2 separate regions of the Homo sapiens genome follow, and region 2 is linked to region 1. The links are chromatin contacts, found by Hi-C or POLR2A ChIA-PET in ENCODE. All regions are on one chromosome and are shown on one strand. The core of a region is the stretch at or near the end of the contact, and the rest is flanking DNA. Distances in the headings are between cores, read along the strand shown.

Region 1 (2,568 bases), core at 43-2,542:
TGAATTTTAATACAATTATAAGAATGGCAGAATGAAAATGATTCCTAAAATAAAGTATAAAGGGTCTAAAACAATGATAACAACAAAAAAATTCATAAAAGCCTTAACTGTATTCCAGGTGGTTTAAAAGTAACTTTGAGTTTTGTTATATTACTATTACAAAATGTTAAGTGTTTATGACCTCCCTTCCCACACCCCATGAGAACTTTAGAACACCTTTATTAACGGTGTTTGTGCCAATTTTCAATGTAAAAAAAGTGGCATTTCACTGTTGACTATTTTTAAAAACAGAAGTAATTGCCAAGGAGAGAAATTTTATATATATATATATACACACACACACACACACACACACATTATATATATACACATATGTATACATTATATATATATACATTTTATATATATACACACAGGCACACACATATACACATAATAGTATCATGGCTGTAGTTGTCATTGTTGTTTAAATTATCTGCTTTGCTCCAGAAAGTTTCTCAGCTTTATGATTATTAACATCTGTGGATTGGGAGCCGTGTCAAATATTTGAGATTTCCCAATTCATGGACTTTGATTTCCTGTTTTGCCATTCACTGTGGCAGGTCAAGAAAAGTTTGCAACTCTTTACAGAGCAGAGAGAGACAGACTATGCTATATGAATTAAACATGTTTCAGTTTGTTGTAGTCTTCGTGCACAAAAATTTATCTGAATCTTTTTATATGTTTTGTAGACCTGGGCAAACCACTGGCTTATTTTGTTCATAAGTATTATGAAATCCTGTATCCACTGTGAAGAGGGTGGGAGCAACAAATTTGTTAAAAATTCTTCATTTGTCTGTCCTAGGAGTTTCTCCAAGGCGTACTATGGATTGCTTAGCTTTATTAGGAAAAAAAATCAGCTCCAGAATACTCTGCTAACTTAGTCTGAATTAGTTAAATATACAACTAACTGGCAGTTGTGTTTATTCATCAGTAGTGAAAAGAAAATAGATACAGATTTCTTATACAAATTTAACTGCTTTGTTTGGTTAGTTATTGTTTTTACTCTTTCTTGTTCCTGCCTCCATCTTGGTCTCATCATTTCTGAAGAACTAGTTCCATTTTCCTTGTTTACCGTTTTCCCCCTTATCCCTGTAGTTGAAAGGCTAAGTGAACAAACACAGAGTTTATTTTATTCCCAACCAACCACGGAACAGTCATTTCCTTGCAGAATAATTGGCTTAGGGAGAAAGAGACACAGAAAACAAAACAAGTTCATCATGTACAGCTTGGTCTGGCTACACCCCTTTTCAGAAACCAGGCTGTGTAAGAGCTGCTGGAGTAGGCACCCATTTAAAGAAAAAATGAAGAAGCAGCAATAAAGAAGTTGTAATCGTTACCTAGACAAACAGAGAACTGGTTTTGACAGTGTTTCTAGAGTGCTTTTTATTATTTTCCTGACAGTAAGTAAAGCTCTATTTTGTTGTGCTGTGCCAAATATGTGGGTGGACACTGCTAAAATCAATCTATTTTTCAGATGTTTCCCAATTCTTATGTGTTTTATGTTAAAGACCTAAGACTAAATTTTTCTGCTTTTTCCCAACCACTTTTTATTGTGTAGATTGTAACAGTAAGACATAGAAAAATGGAAAAAATTTGCTTCTGTGCTAGCTGAGGGAGAATTATCTGAATATTTTGATGTAAAAATATGAAAGAATTTCATTTTGAGGTTACAGAAACGAAAAAAATTGTGTTTCTTGATTTGCAAATCTTTGGGCAAAATTACTTTCCCGTGTGATTTATTTTTGCTTCTTTTAAAGCTAATTTTGTAGTTTCATTAGTTATTCAGGGACTTCTGAATTCAGAAAATTGAGAGAAATTGCTTTATTCTTCCTGTATCTCAGAATCAAGTTTCAAGTAGTTTGAGCCTGGATTATGATTTACAACCTATCTCTTTTCATAAAAGTTGATTCAATCTGAAGGTAAAATTACAAGAAAACACTTTATTGAGGTTGTATCTAGTGGATGTAATTTATTATTCAGACAAATTTAAGTAATCAGACTTTTGATGTTAATTTGATTAGCTCTGAGATTTCTGTTTCAATGTAAAGAACAAGAAATGGCTATTAACAGGATGAAATTAATTTAATCACTCTATTCATGTACTTAAAGTTCTCTCATACAAGGCCAAAAATGTGAAATTATAGGTTCTGAAGTTGAATTACAGCTTTTCCATTTCAGTACTCCAAGTTATTGCAAAATTGTGATAATAATCACTCTGCCTTCCCACCATCACCCACTCCCCTAAAAAGCTTAAGGTGAAATATTTGAGGTGAAATTTTACAGTCATAAATTATTGAAATAATATTTTAAATTCATGTTTACACTTTTTAAAGGTAGTAAATATTTTCCTCAACACTATGATCAAGGTTTTTCTTATTACACTTATTTTTTTCTAGGTTGTGTTCCACCATGATTACTTTCTCCTTCAGCGAATAGGCTAAATGAATATGAAACAGAAAAGCGTGTATCAGCAAACCAAAGCACTTCTGTGCAAGAATTTTCTTAAGAAATGGAGGATGAAAAGAG
Region 2 (2,568 bases), core at 41-2,540, 34 kb before region 1:
GTTTTTGACTTAGTATATTAGATAAAGCAGAGTATACCCAAGTAGATACTTTCTGTAGAATATTTTAAAAGCAAGGAACCCAGAGAAGTAGATGGAGATAATGCATACTTTGGGAATCATTAGGATGAAGTTGAGGATATGCAGAAGAGAGATGGGGGAGCAAAGAAAAGCAGAGATTTAGGGTAGCAAAATTAAGCAGTACACCCAAGTAGAGAGTGCAGGATATAAAGGAGAAAAAAGGTATCTCTTTAGTTGGACCCAAACTGCTTGTACACTCTAAGTACAGTAGTCCCCCTTTATCTATGATTTTGCTTTCTGCGGTTTCAGTTACCCTTGGTCAACCATGGTTGAAAAATATTAAATAGAAAATTCTAGAAATAATTTATCAGTTTTAAATTGCACACTGTTCTGAGTAGCATGATGAAGTCTTGTCCGATTCTTAGAGAGGAAAACAGATATGTGCATCAACCAATGACATTGGCCCATTTAATATTAAGCAACAGGATCAACAACATGGGTAATATCCTTTCCCAGGGGTGATACTGGGAAGCAGGGATATGGAGTCATAAGTGTTACCCTTCCCTTACACTGATGATTGTGCATTTATTTAGCCCCTGGTAATCTGGTTCTTCCCACATCTTTACTAATACTCTTAGAACAACCTTTTCATTGCTTCTTTTTTGCCCTTCCACCTGCACCTGCATTTATGACAAAAACTTACCTTTTCTGCACTCCTTTTCTTTAGATTTTTTTTGTCATAATAATAATAAATTACAGTGTCTTGAAAAAAACTTAAAGACCCCTCAATGCCTTGACAATTGTTTAATTTAAACAATTTTAGAAGTCAAATTATGTAGGCAGGGAAGATTTGCTCTCTTCTAATTGTATCTTGCACGTAGTTAGGCATAATGCCTAAGCATAAGTCCAGCTTCACAACAATCACTATTAGAGGCCAACTTGGAAATAGGGAACTGGAACAAATGACAACTTAACTCAGTGCTTCAGATATGATAACTGTAGCTCCCTAAAATATCAGATGTAAATGTAAAAGAGAAACTGCTCATGCCCTCTAAGTACAATAGTCCCCCTTCACAGTGATTTTGCTTTCTGATGTTTCAGTTACCTTTGGTCAACTGTAGTTCTAAAATATTAAACGGAAAATTCCAGAAATAAATAATTCATATGTTTTAAATTGCATGCTGTTCTGAGTAGCATGATGAAATCTTGCCCTGTCCTGCTTCCCACCCAGGAAGTGAATCATCCCTTTGTTTGGTGTGTCCACACTGTATATGTTACCCATTAGTCACTTAGTAGCCATTTCAGTTATCAGATTAAAAAAACATATTATGTATAGGGTTTGGTACTATCCAGGTTTCAGGCATCCACTTGGAGTCTTGGAATATATCCCCTGTGGAAACGGGAGACTACCGTATATACATATAAAATTGAGATTTTGAATTTCTTTTATATCATGCTGTTCCTGGGAATGGAACCTGCCACTAAGGTTAACAAAACATGTTTGCTTGTCTCTTTGCTTCTTAAATCAGGTGAATGCTTCTAGAGTTTTTCTTTATTTCCTGGAAACGTATCTTATAATGTTTGTATAATTTGTAACAATTGCAACAGCTTACTGATGTGTTTTCATCTTTCAGGATGACATAGTGCTGGATCTTGGTTTTATAGATGGGTCCATATTTTTGTTGTTGATCACAAACTGCGTTTCTCCTTTTATCGGCATGAGCAGCATCAGCGATTATAAAGTAAGAGGGAGAGAGAGGAAATTAGATTGAGATTGATTTTATTTGACTGTAGTAATTGCAATTTTATTGTTTTATACACACACAGTTGTACTTTGGTTAATGTTTTTACACATACATTACAATCTAATATCAGTATAGATTATAGTAAACACATGATTTCAAAGAGGTCAGAAAGTTTACCATTTAGCACAATAAAATTGCCACAGCTGTAAGGGAAATCATGCTAAATAAACTTCAGGGATGAAGATGTGGTACTGTTTGATCCATGCAGTTATTTCACAGTTCCAAAGGGAATTTAGATTTTTAACTATAGCATGAAATGTCAGACATACAGTGTTTCCAATTATTTAACTACGCTTTAATAAACTGGGCTTTAAAAATATATAGTGTAGTCATCTTCATTAATCTGTATCAATGGGTAAATTAACTTTAAAAATAGCTGAGACTTTTCTGTTGAACCAATAACTACACATTTCCATTGGAGATGCTAGATTTTTAGGAGGATGCTTTTTGTCACACAGACACTATAACATACTATTTCTAAAATTTATTAAACAATTTTTTTTACATAACCACAAAATCTTTTCAAACTAAGATCCCTTCCTCTATCCCTTCTATTCTTTGTCAGAAAAATGTTCAATCCCAGTTATGGATTTCAGGCCTCTGGCCTTCAGCATACTGGTGTGGACAGGCTCTGGTGGACATTCCATTATACTTCTTGATTCTCTTTTCAATACATTTAATTTACTACTTCATATTTCTGGGATTCCAGCTTTCATGGGAACTCATGTTTGTTTTGGTAAGTGAT

The links. Hi-C counts contacts between places; a loop is a spot of excess contacts on that map. ChIA-PET counts read pairs that join two places held with the same protein, here RNA polymerase II (POLR2A). Pooled maps may share reads with other maps.
Region 2: a map of MCF 10A shows a loop between it and region 1 (7-fold over the local background). The contact joins the enhancer-like site here to the promoter of ABCA6 in region 1. A Hi-C loop is called at or near these places in 2 of 168 maps with a recorded cell type or tissue (MCF 10A and OCI-LY7) and 1 of 50 pooled maps. POLR2A ChIA-PET finds 5 or more read pairs at or near these places in 4 of 52 experiments (HepG2, K562, MCF 10A and 1 more).

The regions. Positions count from the first base shown.
Region 1 is chr17:69,140,619-69,143,186 of GRCh38, reverse strand. ABCA6 (ATP binding cassette subfamily A member 6) reads left to right here and starts at 1,292. Exons shown (of 39, transcript NM_080284.3): 1 at 1,292-1,442; 2 at 2,439-2,568. The coding sequence starts at 2,484. RefSeq lists a silencer at 1,105-1,399.
Region 2 is chr17:69,174,598-69,177,165 of GRCh38, reverse strand. ABCA10 (ATP binding cassette subfamily A member 10) reads left to right here. Exons shown (of 39, transcript NM_001377321.1): 23 at 1,653-1,760; 24 at 2,389-2,559. Among named protein-coding and RNA genes, the nearest start is that of ABCA6, 34 kb to the right of the region's middle. Within about 2 kb of position 1,290, at least 6 of the 41 ENCODE cell types and tissues checked have a DNase peak (open chromatin) inside an H3K27ac peak, as active enhancers do.